Linked DNA regions of Homo sapiens: regions 1 and 2 are each linked to region 3. A link is an interaction called in ENCODE POLR2A ChIA-PET data of the cell type or tissue named here. Cell type or tissue: MCF 10A. All regions are shown on one strand. Each heading gives the region's core, and the rest is flanking DNA. Links, peaks and the distances in the headings are about the cores only. Region 1 has its middle 8.6 kb from the start of CTSL. Region 2 has its middle 17 kb from the start of GAS1. Region 3 has its middle 150 kb from the start of DAPK1.

What was found. ChIA-PET counts read pairs that join two places held together with the same protein. Peaks named below come from ENCODE experiments on the same cell type or tissue, not always from the same donor. Only the 100,000 strongest peaks of a DNase experiment are listed, where the experiment ranks them.
Region 1: POLR2A ChIA-PET joins it to region 3 with 5 read pairs; 2 of 35 experiments call an interaction of 5 or more read pairs at or near these places.
Region 2: POLR2A ChIA-PET joins it to region 3 with 5 read pairs; 3 of 35 experiments call an interaction of 5 or more read pairs at or near these places.

Annotation. Positions count from the first base shown.
Region 1 is chr9:87,714,450-87,720,549 of GRCh38, forward strand. No RefSeq gene overlaps it. Among named protein-coding and RNA genes, the nearest start is that of CTSL, 8.6 kb to the right of the region's middle. RefSeq lists an enhancer at 1-137. In MCF 10A, for the core only: no CTCF peak of the experiment used is centred there; no DNase peak of the experiment used is centred there.
Region 2 is chr9:86,927,541-86,933,640 of GRCh38, forward strand. No RefSeq gene overlaps it. Among named protein-coding and RNA genes, the nearest start is that of GAS1, 17 kb to the right of the region's middle. In MCF 10A, for the core only: no CTCF peak of the experiment used is centred there; no DNase peak of the experiment used is centred there.
Region 3 is chr9:87,341,616-87,347,715 of GRCh38, forward strand. No RefSeq gene overlaps it. Among named protein-coding and RNA genes, the nearest start is that of DAPK1, 150 kb to the right of the region's middle. In MCF 10A, for the core only: no CTCF peak of the experiment used is centred there; a DNase peak (open chromatin) is centred at 2,616.

The DNA of each region.
Region 1 (6,100 bases), core at 673-5,672, 370 kb after region 3:
TTTTAGCAAGAACGGAAAAAATTCATTCTTTCCACCATCACAAGAGATTAATTACTCAATAATTACATTTATTACCAGTTTAGAAAACTTTGAGCTTCAAAACCCATTACAGGCAATGTCATAAATTTTAAAGATTACTGTCAAATCTGGTGAACACTCTATCAAGTTTAGTTTCATTTGATTATACATAAGCTGTAAGATTTTCTGACATTGCAAGTTTAATTGTCTAGTGACTTATTTTAAATGCTTTTTAATGCCAACACTCATTATCCAATTGTCATTCATGTCCTTCTCTGCCTGGCTTTATGGGCTGAATTTCTGTGCAGGTGCCTTTTGCTGAGAAGGCACCCTTCCCAGTGCTCTGGGCCATTCTCTGTGTGGTTCCATTGCTATCCCGCTCCAGGTACCAAAGGATTTGGCCTCCAAACTCTGCTGCCCACCTTGGTGGTTGGACACATACTCCTGGAGGACCTGGAGTCAAAACAAGCCACATACATCCTGCTGACATGGAGAACAGCCAGCTACTGAGCAAACATGCAACACTGGTGATATTGTGCAATGTTCCCAGCTGTGAATTTATCTCATTGTTTTCACCCAGTGACATTTTTATCTTATCCCTCCATAAGCCAGGCAAAAGTACACTAAACGCTTGAATAGATTCTCTCTTGTCATTTTGGAATTACTATTTTCATTTTTTATTTGAAAATGAGAAATAAAAAGGAATCTTATAACTTCTCTCTGCCCCTTAAAGCTATTTTCAATAAAGAGTAGCTTTTTTTTTTTTTTTTTTGTGAAATGGAGTCTTGCTCTGTCACTCTGTCGCCAGGCTGGTGTGCAGTGGTGCGATCTCGGCTTACTGCAACCTCTGCCTCCCAGGTTCAAGTGATTCTCCTGCCTCAGGCTCCTGAGTAGCAGGGACTACAGGCACGCACCACCACACCTGGCTAATTTTTGTATTTTTAGTAGAGACGGGGTTTTACCATGTTGGCCAGGATGGTCTCGATCTCTTGACCTCATGATCCGCCCACTTTGGCCTCCCAAAGTGCTGGGATTACAGGCATGAGCCACCGTGCCTGGCCGCCTTTTTTTTTTTTTTTTTTTTTTTTTAACTGACTCTTAAACCTTGAGACGCCTTGCTATTGCCAGTGGTTCCCACACTTTGGGAATGTTATGAAATAGCAAACTTTTATAAAGAACATGGAGGACTGACACTCTGACACTTTGTTTTGCAAAGAACACAGAAACTACAATAACTATCCAATGCTGTCACCAATCATAGTGCCCCAAAAGAAAGAGAAGGAAAGAAAGAAATTAATAAATAGAGAAAAAAATTCCAAATGAAAAAAATTAAAGCAGCAAGGAAGGGCGGGGCACGGTGGCTCACGCCTGTAATCCCATTACTTTGGGAGGTCGAGGCGGGTAGATCACTTGAGGCCAGGAGTTCAAGACCAGCCTGGCCAACATGGCGAAACCTTGTCTCTACTAAAAATACAAATATTAGCCAGGCATGGTGGCACGCTCCTGTAATCCCAGCTACCGGGGAGGCTGAGGCACGAGAATCACTTGAACCCGGGAGGCAGAGGCTGGAGTGAGCCGAGATTGTGCCACTGCACTCCAGCCTGGGCAACAGAGCAAGACAGAGCAAAAAAAAAAAAAAAAAAAAAAAAAAAAAGCAGCAAGGAAGGCAAGGAAGGAAGGAAACAAAAGAGAGAGAGAAAGTGGGAAGGTTACAGTCCTAGAATAATTAACATTCCTTTCAATGGAATAACTTAATCTTAGGGGAAAAAAATTACCCAGTGCTCTTCATTTTTCTCCATTTCCCTGGAATTGTGAAAAGTTCACCATGGGCAACATGACTCTAAAGGTTTATTGCTGTGTTTTGTTTGCTCAGGAGCCTTTGCTCTTTGCTATGCATAGAAGTTCAGGAAAAGCCCTCAGGCCCCGTCTCATGACATATTTCATGACAATGTTTATTCCATCCCCTGAACACTGAAACTTACCCAAGGTCCCTGCGGGAGGGCCACACTTTAGGAAGCACAGTATTTCTGGTTGCTCTTAACATAGGGGCATAGGATCCAACAGTCAGGAGGAAATGGGATGTCTCGAAGTTCAGCCAGAGCATCACCCGCCATGAAATATGAGGGTCAGTCGGTCTCCGCTCAAATGGTCCCAGAGATGGAGGATTGGAAAAGCAGATTTTAATTCCTACGTGAGCTGACACTTACCACCTGTATTTCTCATCCCTTGTTCTGTCTTCCAGGCTATAAAGACGCCTTGAATCCTCCTCCACGATACCCGCCCCACTATTTGTTGGCACAGCTATGATGCTGCTTATGGATTGTTTTCACTCCTAAAGACAGTGGCGCAAGGCAAGGTGACCTGGAGCGAGGCCATCCTGAGTGCCCACCCAGCTTCCCAGGAGCCTGTTGGAATTTGGAAGGACATTTGCCTCTGTTTATAAAGACTGGCTTTTTGCTGAAAGCCAGGGTCTCAAAAATTTTGTTTTATTAATAGAAGCTAAACCCCAAACATTTGGCTCTTTTTCATTCCATTTCCCCTTTCACAATCTTAACTATTCCCAAGACAATGGATACCTCTGCCTGTATCAAGGGCAGATTGTCAATAAGAAAGTCAACAGGAAATAAACATTATTATTTCAAAAATACTATCCTTATCCATTTTAAATTAAGGGGCTAGGAGAAAAGGATATGAGGATTTACTGTTGAATGGGTTAGGAGTTTCAGTTTGGGATGAAGAGAAAGTTCTGGAGATGGATGGCGGTGATGGTGGCACAACAATGCGATGAACTTCATGCCGCTCTCAAAAATAGTGAAAATGGTCAAGTTTATGTTACGTCTATTTTACTATAATAAAAAAAAAATTTTGGTTTTCAGTGGGCAGGTGAATAAGGAGACCCTCTTGCCACCTCTTGGCAAGAGCAAGAAAGGAGATTGGAATATCAGCAGTGTGAGCTCTTCCAAGGGCAGTGGTGACAGCCTGGGAGACTGGTCAGCGTAGCAAGGGCAGGTGCAGGTCCCTGGTCCTAGAATGTGAGTGTGGCAAGCCAGCCTTAACTTCTGCCTGCCTAGGAGGCATCCTAGGAGGTGAGCCTTAGTGAGCAGGGGTGAGCTCTGTTTGTCCTGTATGCAGCAGCAGATTATCTGTCTGCTCATGCAGACTATGTAGATTGCTCAGAGTTGCTAGAGGGAGGGCCTGTGGGGCCTGAACTTCAGCCTGCACTCAGCTCATCAAGCCATGGGCTCTCTCAGGGCCATGTCTGTCCAACCCTTGCAAAGCCTCTGGATGGGTGATCCTGGGCACTAAACCTTGACCATTCTAAAATACTATTTGGCACAGCCTGGATGAGGTCTGTACATAGAGTGTGTAGATCCCTCAAGTTCCCTGAACACTCCGCCATGCAAGTGATGCAGAGAAGTCAGCTAGGAGGAAGACAAGGTGTGGGGAAGAACAGCACCAGCCAGGAAGCATCATCCCAAATCTGAGTTCATGAGGCTGATGAAGAGAATGTCCACACCATTAAAGAGATTCTAGCATTCCTTTTCTATGTTTGTCAACCTTTGTCCTTGTTAGTGCCTGAATAAAACTGAACATGAGAATGTGGCCATGGGAATTATAGTATAGGCCTAAGGAGAGGTTGTAAACTTCAGGCTTCATCAACACTTGACCATTTCCTCCCATTTTCTGGGAACTAATTAGCCCCTTTCTGTTTCACCCATGCAGTACCCCGGCTATTGGGCTTCATTACTCCAGTATGCTTTCCAGAACTATCATATTCCTTTAATCTTCTTGAAATAAATTTGGCTTGGATCGCACTCCCCTAAATCTAGTCTCTTTCATTGTCCAGGGAGCCACCCCTCCTCCCATGGTTGTGCAAGTGTCTCGGGGTCTTCTGAGCAGTCTGCGTTTGCTGCCTTTGGTCATCCCAACCTGTCTGACCTGCCTTCTCACCCTCCATGCAAGCCTGAGTGTGGGAATATTCCAGAGCCCACATGCTCTAAGCTCAGCCATCCCAGGTATGAGTGCAAGGAGGCTACAGCCCTCAGCCTCTTGCAGAAAACCCCTGTTGCTCCCCAAGTTTGGGAGGTGACTCTTCTCTCCTCTTTCTCCAACTCCACCAAGCTATGGACAATTAATTCCTTGATGACACTGACCTCTAGGTTCATAAGAGAGGTTTTCAGACTGGCTCCAGGAATTGAGAAAATCTTTTCCTCTCTCTTCAGCCTTGGCTTTTGGATCATTGTGAACTCAGAAATCTATCGGGAAAGTCTAATTCTGAACACTGATTCTTTTTTCTCTTTACATTCCTATTGTTAAAATTCTGATTATCTGTGAGAAAACAATATCCCTGTCTGTATAGGGGTGATGTCCTTGAAAAGGGAACACAAAAAAGGAAAAAAAATCATATTTGCACAATAAAGTATCACCCCCCTTGTGTTATATACACCACAGGTCTGCAGGCATGAGACTGAGGTCAGACTGTGAGTATTCTCCCCTCCATCCCACCCTCCACCTGCTCTGTGACCTGCGTCAGAACCCCAGGGACAAGATAAGATTTCTCCAAAACTCAATGGAGAGTCACAGAAAACAGGAAGTGCTTTTGAGGAAGTTTTGAATGGAAGCAGGAGGTGAGAGTTGGGAACTGTATGCTGGGAAATGACCTCTCGGCTGGGACTCTTGGGAGGGTGTGATGTCTTGGTTGCTGCTCCTGTGAACTGTGGAGAAGGTCAGGTTTAGCGTAAACTGTCCCCTGTGGTCCTCCTGCAATTCTCCTAATGACTGTCAGCCCTCAGTACCAGGGTCCCATACACCCCTGCAGCACTGCATCCCCATTTGTTGGAGTTCCACCTCCTGAGACCAAATCCTGGCTTCCTCACTGACTAGCCCTGTGCCCTTGGGCAAGCTCCGTAACCTCTCTAACCTCACTGTACTCATCTGTAAAATGGGGATGAGGGTTATTCTGATAATCAAATGCCATAATACACAACAAGGCGAATGTGGTGCTTGGCACGTAAGTCAGCAGTGTGTTCCCAGTTGACCACTGGTTTCAGGAGGCCAACAAGGACAGTGGGATTTTAGGTGAGTCTTTGGGTATTTTCCCCCCATTTGTCTTGCTTATCTGTATTATCTATGTTTTTCATAATGATCACTTGTTTTATTTGTTTTTCACCTAAAAAATTATTGAAAAATAACAGATGAAACTGCTGGAAGGATAAAAGGCTAAGGTCCTCTGAGAATCCTTGAAAACGGCCACCAGCAAGTTATTCATTAGAAATTTCAAAGGGAAATTTCCAAACCAAGCCACCTCAATGACAGGCTTAGTGCTCTAGGAACAAGGTGGAGGGGATGTGGGCCATTATTGTTTATAAGCCAGAGAGATGGTGGGTTACTTGCTCTATCTGGTAATTAAACATTCACATATTCTACATTTTTTAAATAAATCAATGCCTTTTTCATCAAATTACGAACAGGCCAGGACACTGAAGTTTGAAGGCAAATGTTCATTCCTGTCTGCTCCACATCTGGCTTTCCAGGACAACACAATGGTCAGTCCACTAAAAGTCAAGGAAGTCCTGATTTTTCTGGCTAGAAATCAAGAAAAGTCATTTTTTGATGTGCTTATTATGTTTCTGAGAATATGCAAGAGAAGAAGGAGAAAAACACAAGCCTTCCAGATGGGCCACTGCCGGTTAAGCTTGCATTTTAGGGAGAGGTGATGCCCACCTTTAACCTCTTTCGAGGCATCACACACTTTTGGGCTCAACAACCAAAAAACAACAGGGGAGAAAGCAATGATGATGGGAGCTGTTTTGGCTGAGAAACTCCAAGGGCCCAGGAGCTCCTTCACCCTACATCAAACCATGGAAAAGAGCTCACCAGAGATAGTGGGTTGGCATAGCTCCAGATCATGCTTATGGCCCTATATCCCTAATCCATCTCTCTCTGCTCTGTCCTAAGACTTCAGTTGACTGGCCTTCCCCAGGTCTCAAGGGCTTGTCACATTCTTCATTACTTTTCTGTGTTTTTCGACAATTCTATCTAACATCTTCAGTAATATGTGTTAAGGTATGGCTCTCATAAG
Region 2 (6,100 bases), core at 532-5,531, 410 kb before region 3:
TATGGAAATGGTGAAAATGGTAAAAGAAGAAGGCTTAGGAAAAGTTATTGTTTTCTTTAGGAGGAAGATATGAAACTTTCCAACACTTAGACATTGAGAGAAAATAATAGTTAAATATATGGGCTAAGTTTTAAGATAAAACACTAGACAAAGTAGAAGTATAATTTATAACTTCAAATAATTGGGGAAAGGGGGAAGGTGTGAGAAAACAGCCACAAACATCCTCAACATAATAAAAGCCATATATTACAGATCCACAGCTATTAACATGCTGAAGGGGGAAAAACTGAAAGCCTTTCCTCCAAGATCTGGAATACGACAAGGATGACCACTTTCACCATTGCTATTCAACATAGTACTGGAAGTCCCAGCTAAAGCAATCAGATAAGAGAAAGAAATAAAGGAAATCCAAATTAGAAATGAAGGAGTCAAATTATCTTTGTTTGCAGATGATATGATCTTATTATATATTCAGCAGAACCTGAAGACTCCACCATAAAACTGCTAGAGCTGTGAGCCGAGATCCCGCCACTGCACTCCAGCCTGGGCGACAGAGCGAGACTCCGTCTCAAAAAAAAACAAAAAACAAAACAAAACAAAAAACCGCTAAAGCTTATAAACAAATTCAATGAAGTTGCAGGATACAAAATCAACATACAAAACTCAGTAGCATTTCTATATGCCAACAGTGAACAATCTGAAAAAGAAGTTTAAAAACTAATCTCAATAGCACAAATAAAATTAAATGCCTAGGAATTAACCACAGAAGTGAACGAAGATCTCTATAAAGAAAACTATAAAACACTGATGAAAGAAATTGAAGAGGACACAAAAAAGTGGAAAGATATTCCTTCTTCACGGATTGGAAGAATCAATATTAAAATGTCCTTACTATCCAAAGCAATCTACAGATTCAATGAAATCCCTTTCAAAATACCAATGGCATTCTTCACAGAAAAAAAAAAAAATCCTGAAATTTATATGGAGCCACAAAAGACCCAGAATAGCGAAAACTATCCTAAGCAGAAGGAACAAACCTGGAGGAATCACATTACCTGATTTCAAATTATGCTATAGAGCTATAATAACCAAAATCACATGGCACTGGTATAAAAACAGACACATAGACCAATGGAACAAAATAAAGAACCCAGAAACAAATCCACACACCTCATTTTCAACAGAGGTGCCAAGAACATACATTGGAGAAAAGACAGTCTCTTAAATAAATTTTGCTGGGAAAACTGGATATGCATATGCAGAAGAATGAAATGAGGTTGGGCACAGTGGCTCACACCTGTAATCCTAGCACGTTGGGAGGCTGATGCCGGTGGATCATTTGAGGTCAGGAGTTTGAGACCAGCCTGGCCAATATGGTGAAACTCTGTCTCTACAAAAAAATACAAAAATTAGCAAGGCATGGTAGTAGGTACCTGTAATCCCAGCTACTCAGGAGGCTGAGGCTCGAGAATCACTTGAACCCAGGAGGCAGAGGTTGAAGTGAGCCGAGATCACACCACTTGCACTGTAGCCTCAGTGACAGAGTGAGACTCTGACTCCAAAAAAAAAACCAATTAATTAAAAAAAGAAAACTAGACCCCTATCTCTTACCATATACAAAAATCAAATAAATGGATTTAAGACTTAAATCTAAGATCTCAAACTATGAAACTATTGCAAGAAATCATTGGGGAAACTCTCCAGGACATTGGTCTGGGCAAAAATGTCTTAAGTAATATCCCACAGGCACAAGCAACCAAAGCAAACATGAACAACTGGAATCATATCAAGTTAAAAAAGTTTCTGGTTGGGTGCGGTGGCTCACACCTGTAATCCCAGAACTTTGGAAGGCCAAGGCAGGCAGATCACCTGAGGTCAGAAGTTTGAGACCAGGCTGGCCAACATGGTGAAACCCTGTCTCTACTAAAAATACAAAAATTAGCCAGGCATGGTGGCACACGCCATCATCCCAGTTACTCAGGAGGCTGAGGTGGGAGCATCACTTGAGCCCCGGAGGCAGAGGTTGCAGTGAGTCGTGATTGCACCACGGCACTCCATCCTGGGCAAGAGAAAGAGAGATTCCATCTCAAACAATAAAAAATAAATAAAAAATATAAAAAAGCTTCTGCACAGCAAAGGAAACAATCAAGAAAGTGAAGAGACAACACACAGACAGGGAGAAAATATTCGCAAACTACTCATCTGTCAAGGGATTAATAACCAGAAGTTTTAAGGAACTCAAACAACTCTGTAGGAAAAAACCTAATAATCAAAAAAATGGGCAAAAGATTTAAATAGACCTTTCTCAAAAGAAGATATACAAATGGCAAACAGGCATATGAAAAGATACTCAACATGATTGATCATCAAAGAAATGCAAATCAAACTATAATGAGATATCATCCCACCCCAGTTAAACTGGCTTATATGCAAAAGACAGGCCATAACAAATGCTGGTGAGGATGTGGAGAAAATGGAACCCTCACACACTGTTGGAGGGTATGTAAATTAGTACAACCACTATGGAGAACAGTTCAGAGGTTCCTCAAAAAACTAAAAATAGAGCTACCATTTGATCTAGAAATCCTACTGAATGATATATACCCAAAATAAAGGAAATCAGTATATTGAAGAGATATCTGCACTCCCACGTTTGTTGTAGCACTATTCACAATAGTTAAGATTTGGAAGCAACCTAAGTGTCATCATCAGATGAATGGGTAAAGAGAATGTGGTGCATATACACAATGGAGTACTATTCAGCCATAAAAAAGAATGATATCCAGTAATTTACAATAACATGGATGGAACTGGAGGTCATTATGGTAAGCGAAATAATCCAGGCACAGAAAGGCAAATATTATATGTTCTCATTTATTTGTGGGATCTAAAAATCAAAATAATTGAACTCTTGAAGATATAGGGTAGAAGGATGGTTATAAGAAACAGAGAAGGGTAGTGGGAGGGGACCAGGGGAGAAGGGGATGGTTAATACGTATAAAAAAAGTTAGAAAAAAATGATTAAGATCGAGTATTTGATAGCACAACAGGATGACTATAGCCAATAATAATTTCACTGTACATTTAAAAATAACTAAAAGAGTATAATTGGATTGTTTGTAACACAAGGGATAACTTTTCCATGATGTGATTATTATGTATTGCATGCCTACAGCGAGACTCTGCTGTCTCAAAAAAAAAAAAAACTCATGTGCCCTATAAATATATACACCTACTATGTACCCACAAAAATTAAATTTAAAAATTAATAAAACAGCAACAAGCATACATAGTCTGTCCAACAAAGGCTATCAATGGGAGATTTTTGAGAAAAAAAAACCATGAAAGCATGGCAAATTTAAAACATAAAGTAAAATGGTGAGAATGTATCAAAACAAACCAGTAACCAATAAATATAAATAGTTTTTGAATTGCTATGAAGAAATAAAAAGCTCCATTGGATTTAAAAAAATGGTACCAATCAATCAAACAAAATTCATACTACCCAACTATGTGCTCATTACAAGACCTAAATTACAAGAAGATAAATGGATTGACAAGCGATTATGGTTTGGCTCTGTGTACCCACCCAAATCTCATCGTGTACTCCCATAATTCTCACATGTTGTGGGAGGCACCCAGCGGGCGATGATTGAATCATGGGGACGGGTGTTTCCCGTATTGTTCTCATGATAGTGAATAAGTCTCACAAGATCTGATGGTTTTAAAAATGGGAGTTTCCCTGCACAAGCTCTCTCTTCTCTTGTCTGCTGCTATGTGAGACATGCCTTTTACCTTCTGCCATGATTGTGAGGCTTCCCCAGCCACATGGAACTGTAAGTCAATTAAACCTTTCTTTTTTAAATTGCCCAGTCTTGGGTATGTCTTTATCAGCAGCATGAAAATGGACTAATATAAAGAGGAAGATATTTAAAAAGCTACCACTCCCTAAAGTGGTATTAGAGGGATTGTGAGTATGATGACACAACTTATAAAGTAGAATGTACTTTTTAATTTTAATTTAAATATATAGAAAAGCTCAAAAGGTTACATGTAAATGTACTTAGATTATCTATAGGTGTTATCATTATGGGTGGCTTTTAGTGTCTTATTTTTCATTAACTGCATCTTTAAAATTTTTAATGTGTGCGTGTTACTCTCTACAAAGAAAAAGCAAAATGAAGTTTCTTCAAAAAACAGTTAACAAAATAAAAGTAGGTACAATTTTTTTTGTTTGTTTTTGTTTTTGTTTTTGTTTTTGAGAAGGAGTCTTGCTCTGTCGCCCAGGCTGGAGTGCAGTGGCATGATCTTGGCTCACTGCAACCTCCGCCTCCTGGGTTCAAGCAATTCTTCTGCCTCAACCTCCCTAGTAGCTGGGATTACAGGCACACACCACCATGCCAGGCTAATTTTTGTATTTTTAGTAGAGATGGGGTTTCATCATGTTGACCAGGCTGGTCTCCAACTCAGGTGATCCGCCCACCTTGGCCTCCCAAAGTGCTGGGATTACTGGCGTGAGCCACCACGCCCAGCCCTGATGTGACATTCTTACACAAAATAAAATTAAAGGTAAACATTATTAAAAGGGCAAAATTAAGGTTCATATTGTTAAAAAATATATTCCTCCATAAAGATAAAAGTCGTGTACCTAAATGCATTTAACACTATACCTTCAAAATATATACATAAAATCTGACAGAAATAAGAGGAAAAACTGATGGATCCATAGTGTGACAGGAAATATTAACATATCTCCTAAAGAAAATAACAGAAAAAGACATACAGAGAATTAAGATAAGTAAATTGATACACTGTTGTAAAGAAGAACTCAGACAAAATCAGAGATTACACATTTCTTTTTAATGCACCTAATATAAATTTAACATTTTATCATATTAACAGCCATACATTAAATAGCATGAAGTTGCATACAGCAGAAGTTATTAGGCTGTGTTCGTTAATCAAAAATGCTGTAAAACGAGAAAATAATACCTACAAAATTATAACATAGATAATTCTGAGGCTAAAGAGACAATCAAAATAGGAAGTACGTACTCTTTGCAAATAAATTATAATAAGGAAATAGCACATCAAAACCTGTAACCCAAAAGTTGCACAAAGGAAAAGTAACATTTAGAAATGAACTTGTTAGAGCACATGAAAAAATGAAAATAAATAAGCTAAACATTTAGCTGAGGAACCCAGGAAAATAACAGAAACATAAAGTAGAAAAATGCAATCAAGAATGGTACAGCAGAAATTATTAAGATAAGAAACAACCAATCATAGAATACATTTGATAGATGAAACTAAAAACTTGCTATTTGAAAGGACCAATAGGCTGGACACGGTGGCTCATGCCTGTAATCCCAGTCCTTTGGGAGGCCAAAGCGGGCAGATCATTTGCAGTCAGTTCAAGACCAGCCCGGCCAATATGGTGAAACCCCGTCTCTACTAAAATTACAAAAAAATTAGTTGGTAATGATGGTGAGCACCTGTAATCCCAGCTACTCAGGAGTCTGGGGCAAGAGAATCGCTTGAACCCAGGAGGCGGAGGTTGCAGTGAGCTGAGATTGTGCCACTGCACTCCAGCCCGGGCCTCACAGCGAGACTCTGTCTCAAAAAAAAGAAAAGAAAAGACCAATAATACAAGCAAAACTTCCAAAGAAAGAAGGCACATAGAAGCTTAAAAAAGAAGGAAGATATAAACACAGGATCAGAAAATGTTAAAAACTGAAAGAGAATATCTTCCACAATGTAACATTAATATATTGGAAACCTAGATAAAGTGATTTTATTTTATCTATATGAAAATATAGATCACCAACAATAGCTCAAGAATAGGGCTAGGTGCAGTGGCTCACACCTGTAATGCTAGCATTTTGGGAGGCCGAGGTGGGAGGATAGCTTGAAGTTTGAGACCAACCTGGCCAACATAGTGAGACTTCATCTCAACTAAAAATAAAAAAAATTGGCCAGGCATGGCAGCACGTGCCTGAGGTTCTAGCTACTCAGGAGACTGAGGCAGGAGGATCTCTTGAGCCTGGGAGATGGAAGCTGCAGTAAGCTGTGATTGAGTCACTGCATTCCAGCCTGCAGG
Region 3 (6,100 bases), core at 466-5,465:
GTCCCTGGGCACCTCCCAGCCTCCCTTGCAGCTTGGTTCAGATCATGTAACTGAGTTCTAGCCAATTCCAGTCCTGATCCTTAGAAACATCCCTTCAGCTCCTGCTTCCCAGTCTTAACATCTTGGGCACCAACCATTCCAGGTGGTGTAGCTACAAGAAGGAGGCAGCCCTACTCATATTGGAATTTGCATAAGAAACAGATAAATCTTGATTATGTTAAGCCACTGAGATTTCAGGATGAATTTGTTACAGGAGCATAATCTAATCTATCCTGACTTCAGCGCAGGGCAAATTAATCACCTAGAAGGTTATTGAAAAATATATTTCCATTCTATTATAAAGATGCATGCACGCATATGTTCATTGCAACACTATTCACAATAGCAAAGACATGGAATCAACGTGAATGTCCATCAATGATAGACTGGATAAAGGAAATGTGGTACATATACACCATGGAATACTATGCAGCCATAAAAGGGAACAAGATCATGTCCTTTGCAGGGACATAGAGCTGGAAGTCGTTATTCTCAGCAAACTAACACAGGAACAGAAAACCAAACACCACATGTTCTCACTTGTAAGTGGGAGCTAAATGATGAGAACACATGGACACATTGTGGGGAACAATACAAATTAGGACCTGTGGTCAGGGAGGGAGAACATCAGGAAGAATGGTTATTGGCTGCTGGGCTTAATACCTAGGTGATGGGTTGACCTGTGCAGCCAACCACCATAGCACACGTTTACCTATGTAACAGACCTGCACATCCTGCACATGTACACTGGAACTTAAAAGTTAAAGAAAATAAGAAATAAAAATTTTTTAAAAAAGAAAGGTACTTAAATATATATAGAGAGAGATAGATTTCTAGATTGTCCTCCCTGATGAATTTCTTGGGGCACAAGAATGAGGGAACAGGCTGAATTTGAGGCAGGTACCCTAGGGCTGGTGTATGAGGTACAAAAGAAAAAGAAAAAATATCTAAGAAAGAAGCTGTATGATTTTTGTGATGGTTTGGAGGAGGCACTGGAGAAAGAGAAAAAGAAAGGAAAAAGAAAGAAAGAAAGAAAGAAAGAAAGAAAGAAAGAAAGAAAGAAAGAAAGAAAGAAAGAAAGAAAGAAAGAAAGGAAGGAAGGAAGGAAGGAAGGAAGGAAGGAAGGAAGGAAGGAAAAGAAATGGAAGGAAGGAAGGAAGGAATGGAGGGAAGGCAGGCAGGCGAAGATGACCCAAGGCTTCCAGCTCAAGAGCCTGAAAAAATAATGAGATTGTGGGAGTCTGCCAAGTTCTTTTTCGAGGGAAGGAGGAGTTTGACCTCAGGGTGCCGGTGGTGCAAGCTGGAGTGCATCTGTGCAGCTGGAAATGCCCTCTGGGATGTGAGGAAGGCAGGCTTGCCGATGAGGGACTGGGCTGGGACTCCTCCACGATGTCTGGGCTCCCCCAGCAGTGAGCACACAGAAAAAGGCCAGGAGGTGAAGGCCCGAGCACAGGGGAATGGCAGCAGCTGAGACTCCGAGAAGGTACCAGAAAAGGAGCAGGAATGAGAGTATTTGGAGCACACAGTGCCAGTGGTTACAGAAAGCAGCCACAGGGTGGGGAAGGGTCGCGAAGAGGCCCCTCGCCCAGCTTTGGTTTAACCCTACCTGCTTTTCATCCCTTGCTAACCTCATCAGCACCTCACTAACCACTTGCCCCATCTGTGCCAGGCTCCTGCCCGGAATGCCTTCTCCTTGCCTCCTCTCTCCCTAAATCAAAGCCCAGAACAAGCTCTGCTCCCATCCTTGAATTCTGGATAGCCCTCATGGTGCCGTCTCTGGACTGACACAGGTTTTGTCTCGGTGGTTAATTTCTGTCTTTCCCGGTAAAAGGGAGAGGAAAACACCTTTACAAATTTATATTCTGCTTTTAGCCAAATAGGAGAAGGGAAGAGAGCTTTTCTTGTATCTGCTTCCTCTCCACTGTCTTCAGCTCAATATAATCCTTATGCCAAAATGGCATAATTGGGTGTGGAATATTTTGCTGCCCTACACAGGGAAGAGTGTGCTCTTGGGCAAGGCAGCTGTCTGTAGCTGAGGCCACCCAGAAGGAACCAAGAGCTGAGAACTGTCCGCCGACATCACCTCCAGTAGCACGGGCAGCAGGTCCTCTGTGAATGGGGATGTGGGTGGTGCATCTCCAGCCCACTATACATCCCCTCCATTTGTTATCCAGTGCTTTGAATTTTAGGATCTCAGCTCACATGAGTGAAGCTGATATTTTGTCCTGGCTTCCCAGGGAGTCTCCAGCGGTGACTCCTTTCCTGGGTTGTGTGACCAATAACCCGGTCCAGCTCACCATTCCCTAAAGGGCTTCCATCTTCATCCAGCAGCCAGCAGGGCTCCTCCAGCAGCTCCTGGCTTATTCCAAGTAAGTACTGGGTGGGAATAATGAAACTGCCCAAGTTTGTCAACAAGTCCCAGGCTGCAAGTCTGGGGCAGATGGAGTTACTTGCTAAGCAGAGTAGGTATACGAGGGAGAGGGAGGAAACCTTTCTTCTTCCAAGCCCAAGCCCTGGGAGGGCTGAGCTGAACTAGAAATGACAAGCACTCTGGTCATGTCTGAACATGCACAGATGGAATTTTAAGCACATAAAATGTTGAAGCACTAGTGCCAAAAGCCAGCTTTAGCAACAGATTTCTGCTGGCCCTCTGAGGGCAACAGGAACAGGTGAGCCAATGTCTCAGCAACGTGATGTCTGTCTACTCTTGTGCCTGGAGGAATGTGGCTCCTTAGAAAGCACCCGTGGAAATTTCTTCATGTGAGGAAGATGATACAGGGGATGAGAGAAAAGCCTAATGTCCTTTGCAGTTGGTCCCTCTCAGCCCATCCAAATCTAAGACAGAGACTCTTATTTCCTTCCCCATGGCCCTCTCTAGGTGTCTAGACCCAGACTCCACTCTCCATCTGGGGAAAATGGAAGCAGAGACTCTACACTTGGGTTAAGTCAAATGAGGACTAAAAAGGCTCAGAGTCCAAACATGTGACATTCCTGCTGAACAGATATCAAAATGAGCTGTGAAGTTGTGACCGTTATCAAAATGCGGTCCTCACCAGAAGCCAATGGGAAGTGTGATCACATTGTTCCACTACACAGGTGGCTATCAGATGCTTCTTAGCTCCTACATGGATGCTGGTGATTGACGATGTTGGCTCGAGGGGGAGGCTGGTGATTTTGAGTTTTGATGGCACTCCTATACGTAGGGTTCACTAGGGCCTCATGCTTTCCCTACAGACCTTACGAAGTTCTCTCCTTTTCCACTTCTCTGTCCAGGAAGTTTGCTTGTTTGGTTTTTGTGGGGTTTTTTCCCCCTAGTGGAAAGAAGAAGAGGAAACCCTGGTTCCCATATTATTTGTGTTCTCTCAAATCTACTGTGTTGCCCACGATGCACAAGACTGTTGCCCTCTTTATTTTGTATATCATTCTAAGAGCCTCTTCTTTGAAAACATGAAAGTTAAGGGGAAAAACATCATTTCCCTCTGGCTCTGGCCTCATCTTTCTGTGCAGTGGTGGTATTGGATGCCCCAGCTGTTTCTCAAATTAGGCAGCAGTGGGAAGGGGGCACATAGTAATGGGGACTCTGGGGGAAAAGCACATCCATTAACTTGAAAAGAGGATCCTGGCTGCATGCAGTGGCTCATGCCTGTAATTCCAGAACTTTGGGAGGCCAAGGTAGGAGGATTGCTTGAGCCCAAGAGTTTGAGACCAGCCTGTGGAGCACAGCAAGACCCCACCTCTACACTTTTTTTTTTAATTAGTAGGGCATGGTGGTGTGCTCCTGTAGTCCTAGCTACTTGGGAGGCTAAGGCAGTAGTATCGCTTGAGCTCCGAAGTTCGAGGGGAAGTGAGCTATGATCACACCACTGTACTTCCAGCCTAGACAATAGAACCAGACCCTATGTCTAAAAACAAACAAACAAACAAAACCATGAAGAGAGAATCCCACCACTTTGAAAATGTCTGAGTCAGTAATTGTCATATACCTCTCTGCATAGTTCCCAAAATAACAGTCATTTTAGACCAATCAGGATTTTCTTTGCACAGCCTATCCTAGCCTGAGGAGAGCCTCCAAGAAGGGCCCTACATCCTATCAGTCACCAAGGTGACTCGCCGCCATCTTGAAGGTTCTCCAACATGGAGTCTTGTGCCCCAGGTGTGAGTGGACAAGGGTCACCCTGCTGACCTTGTTGCCACAGCAGAAAGGAGTGGCTCCAGGAAGGAGCTGACCCAGGGAAATTTGGACCCAGTCACAGACCGTGCAGGGGGGGCCACAAATATGCTCTCTTTCTCCCCTCAGCTGAACACCATTGAATCTCTTCTCTTTAGCATTAAAGAATAATAATAAATAAAAGCAAAACAATTCTTCAGTGGAAGATGCACAGCCTAAACTAAATTAAAATTGCACCTCTGTCCCCAGCTTTACCTTGGTGCATTTACTTTAACTCTCTAAATCTTTGTGTTCTGCAAAACAGAGCTGCTAATCCCAGCTACACAGAGTCAATTCCAACAGTGAATGCAGTGCTGGCTCTTTTCCCCCACGCATATGGGAAAGGACACATGGGTTGTTCTGTCAGAGCGTGACTCTTAAATTAACCACTCACCAACTGCTGCCCCACTTTACAACCAAACAATGCCATCCACCCACACTGTCAACCTTCTGAGGGCAAACTGAAACCATAGCAAAGCTCACAAACCAAGAAATAGCTCCTGATTCCTTTTCCAAAGTCAAAAAAAAAAAAAAATTGCAGGCTTGCTTCCCCCTCCTGCATGTCCCCAGACGGTGCACAATGTACCGGCTCTCAGTTGCCTTGCCTCCCACTTCTCTGCTCCTCCAGCACAGCTCCTGCCTCTTCCTGGCTCTTTGTTTGAGAGGTTTCCCGTTTTCTCTACATTGTAGTATGCAGTGCATTGGGAGCAAAGAATGTGCCCTTTTGTGCCATGCTAAGTACCTAGAACATTGTAAAGAACTTCTTAAATTATAAAACCCAGAGTGGTCCAGGAAAATGTGTAAGAAATTCTGGTTCCATGAGCAGATTTATGCGTTTACCTTTCTCTGAGCTTGTCTCTTATTCTGGTGTACTTTTAAAAGGAAGACACATTGGGGCTCCAAGGGACACACAAGCAAGTGTATATAGGTATACACTTGTACATCTGTTGGCAGAGGAAAGCCATCTCTCAATATCCATCACCAGGTGATTTCACTAAGTCTCCTGATAAATAATCACAGGAACAGTTGTATCATTTCCCACTTACTATCACCAGAGTACCTTGAGGTATTTGAGTAATTGACCTCTGTAAGGGCAGGTATAGCATCTCATTCCTCTTTGCATCCCACTTTCATTGCACTGTGCCTGGCACACAGTAAGCACACAAAACACTATGGTTGAATTGAATGAGCCATAATATAACTTGCCATAGTGCACTGTACTTAGAATGTTCACATATGGATTGAGTGGCTAAGCACAGTTGGTAGAAATACTGTTATTGCTCTCCAGCTGGGAGCAGCTTTAAGTGGCCCAACTTGAGAAGTGATTTTGTGCCTTCACTTTTGAAAGTAGAGGGAATGTCTCCGAGAAGGAGAAAAAAGAAAAGAGAAATAGCAGATGATAATAAATACAGGAGAGCCACATACCCACAGAGGGGACATTGTCTACAGAGTTTGAGGGACAAATCGAATATCCTTGCCTGAGACTTCTGTGAAATACCAAAATTGTTCCATCCCTGGAAGAAAGGAGCCTGAATATTTTATATGTCAAAGATATTGTACCAGGCTGGTGTGCATCTATAGTCCCAGCTACCCAGGAGGTTGAGGTGGGAGGGTCACTTGAGTCCAGGAGATCAAGGCCGTGGTGCACTATGATCTTGCTTGTAAATAGTCACTGCAGTCCAGCCTGAACAACATAGCAAGATCTCATCTCTACAAAAAGAAAAGATATGCTGAACCAGGCAGTCCAACTCCAAGGTTCAATGATTTTGATTCCCCAGGATGATTTCCTAGTGTTCAGTGTTAGTGTATTAGTTTGCTGAGGCTGCCATAACAAAGTACCACAAACTAGGCGAC